Regions from separate parts of the Mus musculus genome. Here all the other regions are linked to region 3. Evidence: chromatin loops called from intact Hi-C (ENCODE). Cell type or tissue: heart. All regions are shown on one strand. Each heading gives the region's core, and the rest is flanking DNA. Links, peaks and the distances in the headings are about the cores only. Region 1 has its middle 12 kb from the start of Klhl5. Region 2 has its middle 16 kb from the start of Tmem156. Region 3 holds the start of Wdr19 (WD repeat domain 19).

Region 1 (7,123 bases), core at 1,158-6,157, 79 kb before region 3:
GATCAGGCAAGAAGTTAGCCATGTTTCTCTCCATCTAGGTGGCCTCTCAGCTTCCATCCTTGTGCCCTGCAAATGTGTCTATGTGCAAACTAAGAGAAGCGTGTGCCAAGGAAACCCATTCCGTTTACCAGCTACCCAGGACTCTTCTGATTTCTTCTCCAAATGCTGAAACCTGAACTCAGGGTCTCACATGTGCTAAGCACATGTTCTTAGCGACACCTCCAGCCATAAAAGGCTATTTTTCATCTGCTAGATTGCTTGTCTCACCGTGTGGTTCTGGATCCCTGAAATTCACTCTGTAGACCAGGCTGCCCTCAGACTCACAGAGATCCGCCTGCCTCTGCCTCCAGAGTGCTGGGATTAAAGGAGTGCACAACCACGATTGGCTGACAGACTTGTTCGTCCTCTGAAATAGGATCTCACTCTGTAGTCCTGGCTGATCTGAAATTCATTAGGTGACAAAGCACAGACTGACATGGAACTCATGTCAGTCCTCCTGCCTCAGCCTCCCAACTGCTGGTATTAGAAGCATGAGTCGCCACACTTGCCTTAAAAGGGTATTTTCAAAACCAAATATTTTGTTATAATTAAGCAGTTATTATAGTATCAGCTGTGATTTTTTTTCTAGGCAAGTTTAAAAGGGAGTGGGATACGTAACAGCCAGTTCTGTGAGTTGATCTTTGTTTTCCTACCATACATTAGGACAGACGGATAATGGAAACTAGTCTGATGTATGGGTGAACACTTTGTTTCATAGGCAAACACCAAAAACTGGGAGGAAGACGGTAACAGAAGTTGAGGACTTGTGTTTGGACATTAGTGCCATTTCCTGTTTAATTGCGACTGTGAGGAATTGCATAAGTGTTTTTGTCTAAGAAGTGATACATTCTTCAAGCAGTTGAAAACTAGTCTCTCTCTCCCTCTTTCTCCCTCTTCTTTAAAAACTTGAACTAAGGCCAGGCATGGCAGCACAAGCCTTTAGTCCAGCACTTAGGAGGCAGAAGCAGGCAGATCTTGGTGAATTCAAGACCAGCCTGGTCTACAAAGCAAGGCCAGGGCAGCCAGGGCTACACTGCCTTGTTTACCGGTAGTTTAACCTGATCGCACTGGCAAACAGTTTCAGTTCAGTTTAGTGTCCTCTGCTGCACACAGAGCTTAAACAAGTCAGTCATACTCTGAGTCTGCTCCATCTTTGGCATAGTAGTGTACTGAGAACTTTTAAAAACAGAAACATTATGGGAATAGTTTTCATTTTAATCCCAGGTGCGGGATATGGGGCTGCTTCAGATTGTCCACAGCAGGTGACTATGATTTGCCTCGTGCTCTTCACAGGGCTGCATGCTTTGCCAGCTGCAGATAGTTTCTGTGATTGTGTGATGTTTGGGATTCTGGGGACTTTTCCAAGGGTATATAAGTAGGGCCCAAGAGGTTAGTTGTTGTGGGTTGTGGTTTATTAAATAGTTGTGTACAAAGAGGAAACAAGAAGAAATTAGATGTCCTGAGAACAAAGATCAAACTTGCCTCATGGAACACAGGGAGTGGTCTAATGATAGTGATGCCCCTTTTCCCTCTAGCCATTTTTTTCTCTCCTTTCTGTGTTGGGGGATTGAAAGGGTGGAAGAAAAGGGGCAGAAAAGGCTGGAAGAAGGAAGAGCCCACAGAGTAGCCAAGGACTGATTACACAGTAGGGTTTATAACTACCTGCCCATGGAGTAGCTGTGAGCAGCAAGTGACACTGTTTTCAAAGCAAGTGGCAGCATAATCCACTTGAAATCCAAAGCATGGAACCCTCAACTCACCAGAGCCCAGTCAGCCTCGCTTGAGCAGCTGCATCTGTCAGATAGGGAGGGGACGCCTGTTCTCTAGGTGTTACAACAGGTCATGTCTTACCCACACACATGCACTCTAGGCAACAGGCTTAGGAGACAGTTGTAGTCACACTAAGAAACAAGGGAGTGAGTTGCCCAAAGTGACTGGTTTAGCTATCGACCCAGACTCTGTCTACCATTAAGTGATAATGTCAGAAAATAACAGTCTGAGCTGACTCCCTGCTTCAGCCTACTGACCTCTAGGAAACGTGTGCATGGATCCTGGGGGCCCAGGGATCACCAGGCTCCTGTGGCTGCTCCTGAGTAGATGCACACCCTCCTCCCCTAGCCGCGCAGTTGGGTACACACTTAAGCTGATTGTGTTCATTCACAAGCTCGTCTTTAGTAGCTGCAAAGTTAGAGTAATGGTAACATCAGTAAACATCTAAATTAATGACTGTAAAGAGAATTCCATAAAAAAAATTAAGTTGAGTGCTTTGAGATGTTTCAGTATAAATGAGCTGTTTGAAGTTTGCTGTCAAATTTAATGAAGGCTAGATAATTATAAATGATGAAGAGAAAAGTCATCAAAGCCCCAAGTTGTCCCTGTCAAAGACCATGAACAAGCTGCCTGGTCAAAAGAATAAGGTGCTCAGACGAGAATACAAATGGACTACATCACTAAGTGCATTGTCTCCATTAAAGAAGCATTGAGTTTAATTTATTGTCTGACATGAGATTTTTTTTTTCATAATGACCAGGTTGTTCTGTATTCAGATTCTTTCATAAATGCTTTTAAGTTCTCCATTATACAAACCATAAGTAAAAATCATACATAATAGATCATATGCGGCTTATGCAATAAGACCACTCTCAGTATGAGATGAATATTGAATGCAAGGCATTAGTTCTATACAAAAAGACTAGTGAATGAGTGTGCATTTACACATTCAAATTAAGACAATGTCATTAATGGCACATAAATGTAGCTTTATGATAGCTGACGTTTTCATTTAAAGCATTAGCCATCAGCTTCAGCTGGTAAGGGAGCTTGCCCTCTACTAAGGGCTTCAGATCGACCAGTAGTCTACCACTGACCTCGGCAACTGTCTTAGTTTATTCCTGCATGCCTTGAGTGTCTTTATCCTACTATTCTGCAATTCTTTGTGATGCATTTATTTTTATGTGTATCGGTGTTTTGCCTGCACACATGTGTGTGTACCACACTGAAAGCCTGATGCCTAACAAGGTCAGAAGAAGGCATTGGGTCACTGGAACTGGAGTTACAGACAGAGGTAGTGAGCCATTGTGAACTGAACCCAAGTCCTCTGGAAGAGCATTGCGTGCTCTGAACCACTGAGCCATTTCTCCATCCCTTGTATTGCAACTTTTAAATTAAATACCAGCTCCTGAATTATAGATGCTTTGAAAGCTATAATCCTTTCTGTCATCGTCATAGGAAACGTATTAAATAAGCAATTTTGGTAATTGAGCAACTATTATGGGATATGACAGCATCATATGGCATGATGGCATAATTTAGTTTTAAGGTTAAAGTTTCTTTCACTTCCATTTCCACCCTAACCTTATAGTTATGTGTTACAGTGCTTTTATTTGGGTAAATCCCTTGTTAGATGGGCCTAACCATGAAGCCACACTTTGTTTTTCAGTCTCTCTCAGGGCTCTTAACTGCTGAGCTTTTGATGTGCCAGGGAGCTTATAAAACCAAATCCCTTAGAACTAAAAGTTCATATTTATTTTATTTTTTTATTTACTGATTAAATGAGAAATATCCCCCAATTATTTTTAACAGGGGTGATTTATCACTGTAATATTAATCTTAATTTGGGGTTTCAAAGGTATCTGGACACAGGCCTGTAATTCCAGCACACGAGAGGAAGAAGGAGGACAGTTGTGAGTTTAGGGCCTCCTTAGGCTACACAGAAAGTTGAAGGGCACTTTCACTTTCATGGTAAGGTGTTTTGTCAAAAACCAAGGGCTGGGGATGCAGACCATTAGCAGAGGATTTGCCTGGTGTGTGCAAGGCCCTGGGTTCAATCCCAGCCCTGCAGCAAAACAAAAAGCACATAATGAAGCTTTTATTTCTTAAATCAGTTAATCTTTAAAGATAAGCTGGTTCTACTATAGATCCCTATCATATGTATCCATTTGGCTGTTGTATTAGTTTCTGTTCTTTGCTGTGATAGAATACCATGACAAATCTTTCTGGGCTTATGGTTCCAGAGGAATAGGAATTTATCATGGCAGGGAGGTGTGGCACCAATCGGCAGGCAGGAACTGAAAGCTGGGAACTCACATCTTGGACCACAGGCAGGAAGCAGAGGAAGTGAACTGGAAATGATGCAGGCCTTTTAATCTAAAGCTCGAGTCCAGTGATGTGCTTCCTCCAGCAAGATTGTGCCACATAAACATCCCCAAACAGTTCCTCCATCTGCTGATGGAACCAAGTGAACAGGAGGTAGCAACCACTTTAGACTTGCACATTTGTGCATTCGAGGATGGGAGAGAAACCCAACCAAAACTCAGGGGCTTCCACCTCTGTCAAATTTCTAGAAGGCCAGTGCTGTGAGGTATGCAGAGATGTTCCTTCTAAGGTGAAAGATAAGTCGTTAAACTTGGCCCCTCCCACCACCAAGAAAGCAGCACAGTGTTTAGTGGGTCTCTCTGGATTCTGGAGGCAGCACACACTAAGTGCCTCAGAAAGCTGCTAGCCATGGATGGTGCCTGGAACAGGAAAAGACTCTTCAGCAGGCCCAGGCTGTTGTACAGACTGCTCCATCCAAGAGACCTACTGGTACCTGCCATGTCACAGGCAGATAGGAATGCTGTTCAGAGTCACTGGCAAGCCCCATAGGTGAATCAAAACAGAGACCCTTGGGATTTTGGAGCAAAGCTTTATCACCGTCTGCTGAAGGGAACCATTTGAGGATCAGCTCTTAGCCAGCTATTGAGCTGTAGAAACAGCATTCGACAATGAGACCTAAGCTGTCCACCATGAGCTAGGGTATTATCTGACCCACCAAGCCATAAAGTAGGGTGTGCTCAGCAACAACCCATTACCAAATGGAAGTGATATACATGATAGGGCCAAGGTGGGTTCTGAGGGCACCAACAAGCTACATGAAGAAGCTTCCTAAATGTCTCTTCTACTCCTGATGCAATGCATCTGCTCCCAAGAATGCACCATGGCCTCATGGGATGTGCCCTACCGTGATTAACTAAGGAAGAGAAGACTAGGGCCCGGCTGGCTCTGTACAATGTGCAGGCACCAATCAGAAGGTTAAACATGGGCTCAACAACATGGGCTTCTGCTCAACGAAGCTGACTTGGCTCTAGCTGCTCTTGAGTACCAGATATACCAGCAGCAGAGGCCAACACAGAGCCCCTATGTCACCATTCCCCAGGATGACCAACCTGCAACCAACTGGCAAGGTTTCTACATTGAACAACTTTTGTGGGAAGGGCAATGTTTAGTCCTTCCTGGAATAGATGCTTATTCTTGTTATGGCTTTGCCTTTCCTGCATGTACTGCCTCTGCCCAAACCACCATCTATGGACTTAGAGAATGCTTTATCCGCTATCCTAGCATTCCACATAGCATCACTTCTGACCACAGCCAGAGAAGTGTGACATTAGGGCCATGCTCATGGAATCCCCTGGTCTTACTGTGTTCCCTAACACCCTAAAAAAGTTGCCTTGGTAGAATGGCAGAATGACCTTCTAATGACTCACTTACAGGGGCAATAAGGTGGCAGCAACCTGGCATGAAGCATGGTTCTCCAAAAGATAGTATATGTTCTGAATCAGTGTGTGATATATGGTACAGTTTCTCTCATGGCCAGGATTCATAGGTCCTGGGACCAAGGCATGGGAATAAGGATGGGTCCGCTCACTATCATCCCTAGTGACTACTGGGAAAATTTTGTTTCCTGTTCCGGTGACCTTAACTTCTGCTGGCCTAGACGTTTTGGTTCCAGACAGGTGAGCACTTCTTCCAGAAGGTAAAACAAACATTCCATTGCACAGGAAACTAACACCCCCCCCCCCACCGCCACTTCTGAGCTTCTGATGCTGGAAGCCAACAGGCTAAGAAAGGAGTAAGCAGTGTTAGGGGAGGTGACTGAAGCAAGGAAGATGTGTCTGAAGTACAGGAGATCCTTTAGGGTGTCTGTTGTGCTACCATGTCCTGTGATTAAAGTCAGTGGGAAACTACCACGTAATGCATGCAGAACAGCAAAGGGATCCTTCCAGAATGAAGGCATTGTTCTATTCTCCAGAGAAGGAGCCAAGACCTGCTGAGGTGAAGGGTGGAGGAAGCGAAGAGCAGGCAGTAGAGGAAGGTAGTTATAAATACCAGCTAAGGCCAGCAGAAATAAGCTATAACTGACATGAGACTGTTTGTTCTATGTTTTGTTAAAAACACATTTGTGAATATATGCATACATTAAGACAATATTTGTGTTTTCCTTTATTTCTTTTTTCCCCTCTATTTATTGTATAATGTAACATCAATAGAGAAAATATCAGTGGTTAAATGTTTTAAGTCTATATTATCATATTTAAGAGGGTTTTGTTGTTGTCGTTTAGAGACAGGTTCTCACTATGTAGCCCTGGCTGTCCTGGAACTCACAGAGACCTGTCGGTCTGTTTCCTGAGTGCTGGAGTTGAAGGTGTGTCACTATGGCTGACTGCCATATTTAAGTTTTGAGAGACTGAAAGACTAAGCATTCTTCAAGGGGCTTTGCTACCTGTTCTAAAGCACATGCTGCCTCTGCCGTTGTTCATGGGATGAATCATCATGTCATGCTAGGCAAAGTATGTCCTGTTACTGTTTTCATTGGAAATTTATCATCATGGCATAAGATGTGATTTGTGTCAACTTGGCAAGTGGTAGACTTGTGATAGCTAGTCTTAGTTGTCAACTTGCCTATATATGGAATCAACTAAAAGGCAGGCTTCTGAGCGCAGCTGTGAAAGATTTTCTTGATCAGATTTTCTGAAGCCAGAAGAGCAGCCTAGATAAATGGACATAGGAGAAAGTCCGTTTGCTTTGGGAGTATTTGCCCTCACTTTTGCTGCCAAGTCTTTCTGTCCCTTTGCTCTGGTATTTCTTCACTGGTATTAGAGCCTATTTCTGGATTCCAGCATAGCCTGAAGACCAGCAGCTCTCCCGCACTCCAGCACCAGACAGACTACTGAGACATCTAACCTTGTAGACTGCATAAATCCCAGGTTCCCAGTCTTTCCAGATCACATTCTGCAAACTTTTCTAATGAATTCCCTTTAATATGTGT
Region 2 (7,123 bases), core at 1,102-6,101, 91 kb before region 3:
TTTCGTCTTACACTACAGAGAGAGAGTCCATAATGACAGGGCAAGCATGGTGGCAGGCACCTTCAAAAGCTGGCAGAGAGCAAAAGTGATGTGGGGGTGAGGCTTTAAGTTCTCAAAGGCTGTCCCAAGCGACATACTTCCTCCAGCAAGGCTGACCTGGAACTCCATAGGCAGACTGTGCTGGCCTCAATCTCAGAGAGTCACCCATCTCTGTCTTCCAAGCTCTGGGGTCACAGGTGTGTGCCATCACACTCAGCTCTTTTAATTAATTAACTAATTACTTATTTGTGTGGCTATGTGTGCCATAGTGCACCTATGGATGCAGTCGGAGAGCAGTCTGAAGTAGTCAGTCCCCTTTACCATGGCCTCTGAAGAACCTACGTGGACCATGAGGCCTTCATGCAAAGGAAGGCCTTCTACTTCCTTGAGCCAGCTTGCTGGGCCAGTTCTTCCTCCCAAGTTTGAGACCTTGGTAGAATGTGTGTCTTAGCATTTCTGTATCTTCATGGAACTGCTTTGACTAGGAAAAAAAACCTGTCCATCTCTGAGATTGCTTTTGAGGTTTTCATTTGGAGTCATTTTTTTTTTGAGCATCAACAATTAACCTCAATTTTATAATTATTATCGACTAAAATGTTTTGAGCACTTACAAAGGACACTGCATTAACATTGTCTCAGTTATCAGCAATAAGATTCTAAGTTCAACTATTCCACTTCTAGTCGTTCTTATATGGTTTTATTTCAGGGACAAATATCTGGGCTTTTATTGATCTATCGCTGCTTTCTGATTCTGTGGAATGACATTGTTTTCACTGTTCTTTCCATCTCATAACCACTGCACTTCAGTTTTGCAGTTTTAACTCCATATTGTTCTTCAGGGTTACTATGAGAAAAACTAGAAAAGTATGACAACCAAGTCAGATACTACAATATTTGTTTTTTTTGAGACAGGGTTTCTCTGTATAGCCCTGGCTGTGCTGGAACTCACTCTGTAGACCAGGCTAGCCTGGAACTCAGAAATCCACCTGCCTCTGCCTCCCCAATGCTGGGATTAAAGGCATGCGCCACCACGCCTGGCCCAGATACTACAATCTTATTACCTAGGCAGGTCATAAGTCTCCGATAGTTATAAAAAGGGATATAAGCTATTTCTCCAGTGTGGACTCATTCTTCTACTAAAAACATAGTTGTTACGCACCTTCTCTGTGATGAACATGGTAAACAACAGACAGAGAGATGTAGCAGCGTTCTAAATAAGCAACGTTCTAGCTCACAGGACTTACATTCAAATGAGCTTAGGGAACCAGAGATGGAAGGCACTGAGTGCTTAGTGCTGAAAAGTGAGGTACTGAACAAGGACTGAAGACATCCATAGGTGACAAGGAAGAAGGAGCCAGCCAGCTGTGTGAAGGGCTAACAGCATGCCACATAAGGGACCCTTGGTGTGTGGACACACAGAGAATGTGTTGGGGACAGCTAAAAGAGCAAGTGAGAGTAGCCCAGCCAGGCTAGTGTTAGTGATCATGACTGCAAAGGATGTGTGGATGGCTTTTGCTGGAGTGATGGAACTAATAATTAGAAAATCAGAATCAAGCCGGGCGTGGTGGCGCACGCCTTTAATCCCAGCACTTGGGAGGCAGAGGCAGGCAGATTTCTGAGTTCGAGCCCAGCCTGGTCTACAAAGTGAGTTCCAGGACAGCCAGGGCTATGTAGAGAAACCCTGTCTCGGAAAACCAAAAAAAAAAAAAAAAAAAAAAAGAAAAAATGAAAATCAGAATCAGCTAGAAAGTCTAGTGAGAAAGACTCCAGCATAGAACAAGTAGCACGGGAGAAGAAGTGGGATGTGAGGGTGCCTGTCCTAAATTGGGGTCCGCTTTCTTTGTTGTATCCGATTCACTGTTAAAGTACACAAACACTGAGGCTGAAAACAAGAATCAACCCTCAGAGTAGTTCCAAATTCCACAAACGCAGGCTGTGGGTTTATATACATTGCGTTCTATAATTAAAGACAATGGGGTTTCGTGTGTAGGTGTCACTGCATGTGGAGTGCCTGTTCCACTGCCCCTGATAAAAGCTATCTTGTGCTTTGCGATCCTAGACAGCGCCATAGGTTTGTATGTATCTTGATGTATCTATCTCCCGATTGTAACAGCCTTAAGTGATTCTATCTCTTTCTCTTGGAATTGTCCGTGCTTCAGAGTGTTGCATTGTTGCTTTTTCCGAAACATTTCCTCAGTTCACAAACATCCTTAAACAGATCTCCCAACTAAGCCAAGCTTAACCACAATTAGGTTATATTATTCCACTATTAGTCTTTAGGACAACTACTTCCCACTGGGTTTTTATTATGAAGACATATTGAAGACCTCCTTGGTGGGCAAATGATATTTTGGGGCAATAGCCACAGTTCACCACCACGGAAGAGGGACAGCCATGTAAAAATCGCAAGCACCAAGTGTACACACAAACACACACACACACACACACACACTGAATACATGAATTACTTTAAGAACCAAGTTCAGCTAGGCCCCTCACCCACATATGACTGACTCACGGAAGAAAGCACTGGAGACCCTCCTTCCTTCCTTCTACCTAGGGGTCATAGATGTTTCTTACTATCGATGAGGTAACAAAGTGTCACAGTTTGGTGCTTGACCCACAGGTATTGGATAGATGACTGGTTTTCTCAGCAGTGAGTATAGAGCAGTTACATGTTGTATACAGGAGTAAATTATATCCCAGCATGGTAAAACAACCACAGGGTCTGCACACCATAACTTCTACGGCACAAACCCACTACTCAGCACACTTATCAGACTTCTGCAAGAAGAAAGGTTTCAGGCGCTGGCCAAGGTTGACTTTTGCTGATTTCCCCCGTAAGCTGAGACATAGAAGCCATCTCCCTCTGGTCGCCTTCCGGTCCTGCAGAGGGAACTCTCCCTCACTTCCCATCCCCAAGAATTCCCCTGCTCCCAGTTTCTAGGGGTTGGCCCATTCTGAGCTCCATAGAGTACGCTCTGCCTGCCCCCCGCCCCCTCGCCGGAGCCCCGCCCAGTATGAGGATGTCCCCGGTGCCCCGGCTCTCCCAGCCGGGACCTGTCCCCTTCTGGAGAACGGAATTCTCGGTCTTTGGACCCAGCTGCGAGGGGGCGGAGCTTAGCACCCTGGGCGGAGCGGGCGGGACTCGGTGGTGGGCGGGGTCTGCTGTCGTGGGGCGGGGCGGCCGCGCCGGGACTAACCGGCGAGCGTGTGCCCGACCCCCACTCACTCCCGCGCGCGTGCCCGCCCGCCCCCTCAGGGGCTGCGGGACAAGTTTGACTCCTGGCCTGGCGTCGCCTGACGGAGAGGAGTGGCTCGGCCCGGGAGGGCCGCTGCGCGGGGCGACGCTGTGGGGAAGGGGCTGGGGGCGCGCGCGGGGCCGAGCATCCCTCCGCTGGGCGCGCCCACCCGCGCCCCGCGCAGCCTCCCCGCCCGCCGCCCCGCGCCACGGTGACCCCGGGCCTCCCTCCTGACCCCCCGCGGTAAGTGCGACTTCCTCCTCGGCGCGGTGGGCTAAGGCCAGCTCCCAACATACATGCGACCCTTCCGGGTCCGAGGACTCGCTGGCCAGGGTGACTTGCCCACCTTAGGAGCCGGCCCGGGCTGGGGGCTTTTGAGCTGCAACCGGGACTCGAACCCGGTTTCCCCCTCACCCCCACCCCCTTCCCCGGAACGCGGCCCTGCCGCCCTGGAGTTGCCCAAAGTTCTCCACGCGGCACTGAGATGGCCCGGCGGGTGGAGCGAGTGCTGCTCTCCAGAATTGTTCCCAAGAATAAAACATACACGCTGGAAACTATTTCGGATCCCCTACAACATACACACCTTGTTAACGTTTTTAAGTAATGGCCTTAACCTCAAAAATAGAGAATATGATTGTAGTTTCCTGGGTTTGGTTTTGACTGGTCACAACTTTGGCATTTAGACAGTTGCTTCAGTGCGTGTTCCGCAATTAGAAGCTGCTGGGGGAACTTGGCTGTCAGAGACTCTACATGGTTGCCATTATGACTATCTCATCTGAGTTTTGAGACTTTTACTAAAAGGGATATACAGAGTGTATCCCCACTCCCCTTCCACCGTCATGAGAGGTCAATTTCTTCTGCATGGCTCAGGAATTATGCGCTGGCAGATGCCCTCCAACTTTGTTTTGAAAATGGAACTGCTATACTATGTATCTGCCAGTTTTACCGATGCACAATAAATGTTAATTCTCCTTTCTGTTAGGAAGGAGTGTAATAAATCTTCCTGTTAATAAACAGTTTAATAAGGCTTTTTATTATTAATTAGATCGCTGTTGGGGCGGGGGGACGGGACTCACAACTTTTTTTTTCCTCTTACTTTCAGCATTTACAGGTTTAACTACCTGTAATGAATGTTTATGTTCCATATGGGGATTTATGTAAAACACTTTTAGGTAAAGGCGAAGACACTAATATTTTTGTGACAAGGACAGAGAAGTAGATACAAAGTTGTAGGAAAAAGAAGACGAACATAGATACTCACAGAGAGTATGTATATCCAGATATTTGAAGCAGTTTTGGGTCGATGTGTACAATATAGTTAAACAAACTAGATGAGAATATTGAGATTGAGGAGAAAGCCAGGCTGGGAGGGAATAGACAATGCTTGCCCTCGGGTCCTGTGCTACACGTGAGGCTTGGTTTGGGTTTTGAACGTCCTTAGAGCCAGGAAAGAAACACAGTAAGCTACCACATGTTTATGATTCCACAGTTTAAAAAGTCAGTTCTTCTGCATAAGCAAGGCATTTTCTAGTAATGAGGCCTGACAGAAACAGCTTTTTATGGGCCCTGAGAAAAGGAAGAGAGATGGTGACATTAAGCTGACATTTTTAAAAGATTCCCAACAGAAAATCATAAATTTTTTCGGGCTCGCACACGCGTGCACAAGCGTGTATGCACACAGACACCCACCCACCCAAAAAGTGTTCTTAACACAGGGCATGTTGAAATTAGAAGTATATGTTCTGTGAATTCCTGGTTGTGATGATCTGAACTAGTATTTCCCAAGCTGTGCTCGGTGGCGAGGGACTTACTTGTCTGCTCTACACAAGGTTCTCTTTGTCCCAGCTCCAAGACAAGGGGAGATGGGAAAAGATTCTGAGCTCAGATGAACTCGAGATATCTGGATTTAGATAGATGCTTTATTTTTCCCCAGAGTTTCTTGAAAGTTTTTTTTTTTTTTTAACCATACTGCTGTAAAATTGATTGATGGAAGAATACATGTTGTGACCGATTCCAAATGTAATAAAGCAGTCCTTTATGGATATTTTCTTACAGCTTGAGAACCGATAAGAACTGGAGAGCAAAGTGTTTGAAGTTAGTGAATTTGGTAAGGGCCAAAATGAAGCTAATCCAGAAGTCAGGGTTTTAACACTGTATACATCAAAGGAAGAGGCTATACACATACTCCGTTAGATGTTCAGCAAGTTGCCTCTTGGACCACATGACCTATAGGCCTTTCCATTCATGCTTCAGAATGTTTACTCTTTGAGAACTAGAATTAGGTTTAGGCAAGTAAAAATCCTTGAATTACTAGTGAATATAAATATGTGATTTGCATGCTATCTTATCACAAACATTATTTGTACTATTAGTTTCCTGTATAACCCTACATTCTGTAGCTATCAAAGATCTCAGAAAACATGCCACAAGTAGAAAGAGCAAAAGAGCTAGATGTGGTGGTCCAGGCCTTTCATCCTAGCATTCTGGAGACAGAGGTATCCAGATTTCTATAAGTTCAAGACCAGCCTGGCCTAAATAGCAAGTTTCAGACCATCCAAGGTAACATAGTGAGATTTGAGACCCTGTCTCAAAACAAAACAAAAAGGAGAGAGAGATCTGGAACAAAACAATAACAGCAACAAATCCAAAAACTATAATTGAACTTATTAGTGTTTGGGGCTATTTCCAGCAAGTTTATGAGCCTTTTGGATCTATATTCTAGTTTATAAGACTAGTGTGGTTATAGCAAACAGTTCATTCGTGGGATATATGCTGAGAATTTACTGGTAGTAAAACAGCCTGAAGGATGCAAATGAGAACAGGAGGCAAGAGTTTGGATTGCCAAGACTCACATCTTATCCAGATAGTCTTCCATCCTAGGTTTCAGAAGTCAGGCAGTGAGGGCTGAGAGGATGAGGAATTGGTTTGAAATTTTATCTGGAGCTGACCTAAGGGAGTACAATACTCCTATACAAACATTTTTTGGTGGGGGCGGGGAGGGGCACCTGTATACAAAATGTTACCGTTCTGAAAAATTGAGAGCCAATGCTATTTATTCTCTTCACCCTGTTTGTGAAAAAAAGATGTTTGCTGAGTATCAAACAGAATAGGTTAGGCTGTGGTCACAGAAGATCCTCACGTCCTAGTGGCTTAAGTCAGCAAAGGTTTATCTCTGTCCTACTGTATGTCTGGTGAGGGTCAGCATGCGAGCTCTGTTTCAGGGGGTCACTTGACCCCAGGCTGTTAGGCTGCATCTCAGCACATTCTTCCACACTTGGGAGGAGAGAGGAAAGGATGTGCTGGGTAATAACAGCACAGTGGCTCTTCAAGGCTCCCATTGGAAGTGACCACATAACTCATAGCTATACCTAACTTCAAAGAAGTAGGGAAATGCTACCTTACCCTGCTCCAGAAGGAAGAGACCTGGCACGGTCTGTGAACAGTCTTAATGACCACTCTACTGAGCAGACTTCATAACCCTGAGAGTCAACACAGGATCTGAATAAGCTGGACCCACCATGGTTTTCAGTCTTCTATTTTAAAAACTGGAAAACAGCATTTCTGTGTGAGTGTGCGTGTTTAGACAGAATTGTGGTAATGAGGATTATAAAGAACATCTTAATTTGAAATGAAATGCTATTGAAAAACCCCACAATTAGATGTACTATTTTGATCAAGTGAGTTTCATTTTGAATTGTATGTCCATTCAATAAACATTTGTTAAATGTGTATAAGGCACTGTTAGGTCTTCTGAAAATAAAATAGTGAATGAGAGATTCTAATGCCAAAAGAAAATTGCTATAATTTGAGTTCTCTCCTTCTTTTTAAGGCGGCATTAACAA
Region 3 (7,123 bases), core at 1,471-6,470:
TATGACATTTGTATGGCCTGGTGAAACAAAACTATATTCTTATACTAAAAAAAAAAAAAAAAACCCAAAACCCTTAAGCTATGCAGTAACAACATACTTGTAGTCACAGCTGTTCAAGAGGCACAGACTGGAGAATCATTTCAGTCCAGGAGTTCAAGACCATTCTGGGCAACCCAGGGACATTCTGTCTCAAATAAGACCCAAGTCCACACCATTTTTCACCTAGAAAACCCCTTCCCTCTTCATGCTCTCTTATTGTGTATACTTTTTCTCTTCCTTTCAAATTAAACTGTTTGCTCGTTTGAGGTAGGGACATGCCTAAGTGTCACAACTTGTATGTACACGTCAGATGACAACTCTCTCTTCTCTTCTTCCACCATGTGGAACCCAGGGACTGACCTCAGGTCATCAGAGTTGGCAGCGAGCACTCTGACCTGATGAGCCATGTTGCAGGTACACTTATTAGCCAATGAATATTTGACACAAGGATTTGTCAACATTATCACATTTTGAAGGTACTTGTCATTGACATTATTTTTTAGTTTAAATCTACTTATTTTGTCTGTGTGGGTATCTTGTCTGTATATGTGTCTATGCACTACCTGTGTGCCTGGTGTGCACAGAGGTCAGAAGATGTCAGATCCCATGAAATTGTAGTTAACTAGTGGTTGTGAGTTGCCATGTGGGTGTCTGGGCATTGGACCCTGATCCTTTCAAAGAGCAGTCTGTGTTCTTTACTACTGAGACATTTCTCCAGTCTGCCACTGCCACTGATATTCTTTAAGTAACATAAATTAGGAATGCTCTCTAACACAATATATCAACTGGAGTAACTACAGTTTTACTGAGCAAAAGTGCTACTAATTTGTAACCATTATAGTTTTACAAATGAAAACCCAAGTTTGCTGCTTAGACCTTAGAATTCTCTCTCCTTAGGTTTTATGAAGTCCACCGGTCAGTTTTTTAAAGTTGATTTGAGATGAAATGTATACACCACTAAATCCATCATCTTGAAGTGTACAATACACAAGAGTCACAGAGTTGCATAACCATTACCACCATGTAATAGCCTAAAATTTTCATCACATTTCAAAAACACACACTGCTGGTTTTCTATCTACAGAATTGACCACTGAATGGAGTCTTATAATCTGTCTCTTTTTTTCTGTTTTGGTTCAAGAGAGAGTTCCTGTCCTGGAACTCACTCTGTAGACCAGTCTGATCTCCAATTCAGATATCTGCCTGCCCCTACCTCCTGGGTGCTAGGATTAAAGTTGTGTGCCACCACAGCCCAGCAATGCAATCTCTTCTTGTCAGCAGCTTCTTTCTCTTCATCTGTTTGAGTTGTTATGTGGCGGTCCTCAAGTCGATGGGTTACCTATCCATTCACCTCCTGAAGAAGGCCTTGGTTTCTTCCAAATTTTAACAACTCTGACTGAAGTTGTTATAAATGCCCACGTCTGAGTTTTGTATGGTATGTTTTCATTTTGTTTGGGTAGATACAAGGAATACAAGTCCTGGGTCACATGGCAAAAGCACCCTTAGCTTGGTAGGGAACTGCCAAACTATCCTCCAAAGAAACCGCTTGTCATCTGCAGAGTCCTTCTGGCTAGGAGTTTGGTCAGACATGTTTTATGCATATTTCAAAATCTTTGTTTTCTTGTTTGGTTTTAAAGTTGTCTTTTGAGTCGGTCTTTGGTTAGGCTTGTCTTTTGCACATGTGTGCACTTGGAGGCCAGAGGACAGCTCTCAGGACTCGGTTCTCTCCATCCACAATGTAGTATTGGAATTGAACTGAAAATGTCAGTATTGGCAGCAAGTGCCCACACTCCCTGAGCCATGCCCTGGCCATGCTTTTAGTTTTAATTTAGTTCCATGTATCTATCCTTTCCCCTATGGACTGTTCTTTACTACAGTTTAAAAGTAATCACCAAACCCAAGATCACTTAAGACTTTCTTCTATACCGGCCTTAGTTAAGTTTCTATTGCTGTGAAGAGACACCATGACCGAGGCAACTCTTATAAAGGCAAACATTTCACTGGAGCTGGCTACAGTTTCAGAGGTTTAGTCACATGGCATCATGCAGGCAGACCTGGTGCTGGAGAAGCCAAGGGCTCTATATCTTGATCCAAAGACAGCCAGGAGGAGACTCTCTTCCGCACTGGGCAGAGCTTGAGCACTAGGAGACCTCCAAGCTCACCTACACAGTGACACATTTCCTCCATCAAGGCCACATCTATTCCAACAAAGCCTAAGAGTGCCACTTCCCATGGGCCAAGCATATGCAAACCACCACAATTGTCTTATTTCCAATTTAGCATCTTTCATTTGGTCTGCAGTTGATTTCAAGTAATTTTTGTGAGAGACTTTTTTCAGATTCTCTTGCATGTGGACATACAGTTGTTCCAGCACCTTGTGTTGGGAAGACACTCCTGCTGCCACACTGTTCGGACCTTGCTCTTTGTCAAAGATCAGTTGACTAAATCTTTTTGGATCTTTCCTGGGATGTGTTTGTCTCTTCTATCATCCTTATCACTTAGTCTTAAACACACTCAAAATTTTTTCTTTTACATTTACTTTGTGTACTTACAGTGAGGAATATGTGCAGGGCATATGTGTGGAGTTCAGAGGGCAGCTTGCAGAAGTCAGCTCTCTCTTTCTACCATATGGGACCTGGGATCGAAGTTGGCAGAAAATGTCTTTATCTATCTTGTTGGTCCATTGAAAATAATTAATAATGGAGTGGCTATTTGTAGCTGTACCCATTTAAAAACTTAAAGTGATCCCAGCAGCGACGCGTTCCTATTCTGCACCATCTGCGTCTCCCTGTGGACTTCAGAATCCAGTTGTTAGTGAACCGATTGGGATCTCGTAGTTCCACTAAAGCTACAGACCAACTGGAGGGAAACTGTTATCTTACAATCCTGACTCTTACGATTCATGAGCGTGGGGTGTCTCTCCTTTATAGTCCTTTTAAATTGTTCTCATGACACTTACTTATACGTGCTGGCACGTGTGCCATTGTGTCAGAGGACAACTTGTGGTCATTGCTTCTCTCCTTCCACATTATGCTGGCATTGTGCTGTTTCCTGGGGATTAAGTCGTCAAGCTGGGCAAAGAGGACCCTCCCCCACTGAGCCACCTCACAGCCCTCTGAACTCTTTTAATATCTATCTTCGGTTCTGTACTGTTGTTCACACCCATTATGTATATACGTTGCTAGACTTGTAGCTGCATTCCATTTTGAGAGGTACTCATGAAAATGGCACTGCTCTTTTATTTCAAATCTGCTTATTACTGATATGGAGGGGTGTGACTACTCTTTGTGTATTAAGATTGTATCCTGGAGGCTTGGTATAATTAGCTCTACCTCTACCCCACATCCCTCCCTCTCTTCTACTGATTCTGTACACTCTCAGTCATGTCATCTGCAGTTTTCCCACCTCCTTCCTCAATCAGTATGCTTCTTTTTCTCTCCTTATTGCATTAACTAGGACTTCCACCAGAATTGAGAAAGAGTCACAAGAGGGGACATCCCTGCCTTGTTCCTAATGGGACTACTTTCAAGATTCTTAGCATTAAGTACATCAGCCTTAGGCTATTTGGAGATACTGTTTACAATTTCTATGGTACAGGGTTTTGTTGTCTTGCTTTTTCTTGTTGGGTTTTGTTTTTTGAGAATTTTGAGGGTTTGTTTTATGTTCAGTTTTGTCAAATGCTTTGTTATTATAGCTACTGATGCAACCATGTAGGTTTTTTGTTTTTTTTTTGTTTGTTTTTGATTAGCCTGTTACTATTGTGACAGAGCAAGACAATGCAGAAGTTTCTCCATCTTGTATTCTTGCTGAGGCCATTTTAGGTTTGACTACAATTTTATCTCATGGACGAGAGTCGCTGTGAAAAATTACCCAACTCTATTCTAGGAACCCGAGGTGATGATGCCCAGCTAGCCAACCTTAGCTACTGTGCAGAATCCCACTCCCTCCCTCCAGCCAACTTTTAATGCTTAGCTTCCGCTAAACTTCTTGTTTACCAGGCTCAAATACTACAGGCGAGTTCTTTTCTTTATTTTTTTCAACTATTCCTCCCCGATCACACTAGCTAAAATTGTCTTAATGGTCCTGAAAGAAAACGACTCCTCATACCTCACCTCCGTTAGGGCAAAATCAAAAATAAAAACCCTGCAAGAAAAAAAAATGAGGAATGATACATTAGTTTCTCCAAGCCTTTTTTACAAGTGGATCTTGTAGAAGCCGTCTGGCTCATGAGCCAATTCCTGCCTCCTACTTGCCAACCTCTGGGTCCAGCTTTTTTCCCCCCGGAATTCCTTTACAACCGCTCCTAGGCCAGTGGTTTCTGCTCACATAGCTCAAGACCCTTTCTGTCCATAGGGCCCGCCTGCCTCGCAGCCTCACCCAATCAGAGCTCAGGCAGGAAGTTGACCAGCCCTCGTAGCATTCAACTTCCCGGAGCTTAGCTCCACCTCCATCACGTGACTCTACCCACCCTGCCCATCTCTCTCAAAGGAGGGCTCCGGGGGCAGCTCCGCCCCACGCTCGCTGATTGGTCGCTGTTTGCACGGTCTCCTGGGTGACGAGAACGCGGTAGCGGGGCGGGGGTGTTCTGTTGCGCCTGCGCACTTACAAGAACGGGGGTGTCGCTGGAGCCTTTGAAATGAAGGTAAATAACTTACAAGTGCCAGCGGATTGAGAAGATGTGGCAGCCTCTGTATTTCCTAAACTCTCGGAGCGCGACTCTGAGGAGTTTGTGTCCCTGTCCCTCCGCGGAAGTGCTGAGGATAGAGGAATGAGCTCCGGGAGCGGGCGGGAGGGGATGATGGGCTTGTAAGGATGCAGGGAAAGGAAGCTCTGGAGAGCGGGCTGAGGGAGGCCTGTGCCCTCTGGAATCTGGTAGAAGCCTGATCTGAGTACGCCCGAACTACCGGTATCGCTACCGATTTCTTGTAGCTTAATCCTGGGCAAACCAAGCCACTGGCCCAGAGCCCTAGGGAGAATCAAAAGTCTCTAAAACAGTCATCAAGAATTACTTGGCCTGTGACCTGTCCGGTATGCAGAGCCCTGGTCGCTAGAACACATGATGGAGAAATCTGCACACCTGTGTGCGTCCTCCACTGCACGCAGGTTTTCTGATTGGGTTTGTTGTGAATTCCACAGGGGCAGCCGCTGCACTCCTGTGATTTACCTCAGAGGTACTTACCCCCGCACTGCTCTGACAAAGAAATGGAAACACCGAGTTTAAAATGGTTTCAGCTTTCCTAAAGCTTCACTGTAGCTCTTGTGTGTCCATTGGAATTGGCAGATAACTTTGCATGATTCACTTTCTGGTGTGTCGGAAAGGAGTAAATACTATTCTCTTTACAGTTAAGTTAACCGTGACCTGCAACAAGCAAACCTTTTTGCTGTTCTAGGAAAGCTGTAACTTTTATCTGAGTTGTACCTAGAACCGATATAACTCTGTGGAAGAAAACTAACCTGTAAGATTACAGCCCAAGACAGATCTGCCATGAAAGGAATAGAATCAGGTTTAAGGACGATGTATTCCCAAACTCGCAGAAGTAAGATGGTCTAGAATACGTTGAGTGAGTGTACGTGCTGGAAAAAACCTGTGTGTGCTTGGCATCATAGCGCACCTCTATCTTAAGTTGCGATTCCAGGACACAGGCTTTCGGGAGATGGGCATTTATTCAGATAGCATTGGAGGAGTTGTGTTGTCACTCAGATTCAAGTCTTCAGCTACAGTATCTAAGCTGCATCTACCTAGATAAGGGTGTGCTTGATTAATCTACAGTATTTAAAACTAATATTTTTCATCTAGGGTCATGTTCCTGAGTATTCTAGAATGTAGCAGTCTGATATAAGAATAATATAAGTCAATGAAATTTCAAATTTTTAACTTATAACAACAATAAAATTGTTTAAAAAAAACAAATAACATTGTGATAATACAGTTTGTTTTGCCGAGTATCTCCAAAATTTGTATCAGCATCTAACAGAAAAAATACCAATAAAGCCAGCATTCATTGGTAGCAATGAATCAGCCCACGCCTTTAATCCCAGCACTCTGGGGCTAGAGGCAGGTGGATCTCTGTGAGTTTGAGCTTAGTCCTATCTATATAGTGAGTTTCAGGGCAGCCAGGGCTATATAAAGAGACCTTATCTGAAAACAAACAAATTATCCATGCTATCATTTGTGTTTCTAATAGTCTTTGAAATCTGACATATAGAGTTACAACTAATGCAGATATGAGGACCTCAGTAGGTTGAATCAATGTAAAGTTTTCCCAAGTGACATATTGCCCAGCAAATATGCAATGTAAATATGTGACAAAGAAGTAGGTTTAAGTAGTGAGTAAATGAAGATAATTTTAAAGGGACTGTAAGCATCTTAGGTCTATCCAAGCTTTTTAAATAGTAATTTTGTTCAACGTAGTCCCCCAAATCTGTGTCACATTTAATAAATTCATGTTTAAATTCTTTCGGCATGCATAAAGCACTGTGGCATGTTTTTATAAAGTTAATAATTGAAGACATTTAAAAAGCATACACTTTAATACCAGAACCCAGATGACAAAGGCAGGTGGATCTTTATGAGTTTGAGGCCAGCCTGCTCTAAATAGCAAGTCCCATACAAAGCTACATATTGAGACCCTGTCTCAAACCAGTCAAACAGAAGAACAAAAAGAGTTCTCTGATAATCTCTCTTTTGCCTTGAAGTCTGTTCTAGTTTCATTCTGTTGCTGTGATAAAGTTACCTGACAGAAACAACAGAGGGGAGAAGGGTTATTTCAGTTTTCAGTTCCTGGTTACAGTCCATCAAGCAAGGGGGCACCGTGGTGGGCACATGAAGGAGCTAGTCACATGACATCCCCAGTCACACATACAGAGAAATAAATGCATGCATTCCTGCTTGCTTGGCCTCAGATCATTTCTCTTATATAACGCAGGACCCACTGCCTAGGGAATGGTGCCTCCTACGGTAGCTCTTCCCAAGTCAAGTACCTTAAGGTAGGCTAACCCAGCGTAGAAAGTCCCTTGCTGAGCCTCTCTTCCCAGATGCTCCCAGGTTGTATCCTGCTGCACCAACTACTTACCTTTGACTGAT

Evidence for each region. Peaks named below come from ENCODE experiments on the same cell type or tissue, not always from the same donor. Only the 100,000 strongest peaks of a DNase experiment are listed, where the experiment ranks them.
Region 1: it touches region 3 in a loop (5-fold over the local background); 4 of 42 quality-filtered maps call a loop at or near these places.
Region 2: it touches region 3 in a loop (2.2-fold over the local background); 2 of 42 quality-filtered maps call a loop at or near these places.

Annotation. Positions count from the first base shown.
Region 1 is chr5:65,115,930-65,123,052 of GRCm38, forward strand. It overlaps a transcript of Klhl5 not described here. Among named protein-coding and RNA genes, the nearest start is that of Klhl5, 12 kb to the right of the region's middle. In heart, for the core only: no CTCF peak of the experiment used is centred there; a DNase peak (open chromatin) is centred at 4,162.
Region 2 is chr5:65,104,338-65,111,460 of GRCm38, forward strand. It overlaps a transcript of Klhl5 not described here. Among named protein-coding and RNA genes, the nearest start is that of Tmem156, 16 kb to the left of the region's middle. In heart, for the core only: no CTCF peak of the experiment used is centred there; DNase peaks (open chromatin) are centred at 3,094, 3,694 and 3,964; H3K4me3 peaks cover 2,129 bases; H3K27ac peaks cover 1,761 bases.
Region 3 is chr5:65,195,080-65,202,202 of GRCm38, forward strand. Wdr19 (WD repeat domain 19) reads left to right here and starts at 4,617. Exons shown (of 37, transcript NM_153391.2): 1 at 4,617-4,681. The coding sequence starts at 4,676. In heart, for the core only: no CTCF peak of the experiment used is centred there; a DNase peak (open chromatin) is centred at 4,512; H3K4me3 peaks cover 1,703 bases; H3K27ac peaks cover 1,692 bases.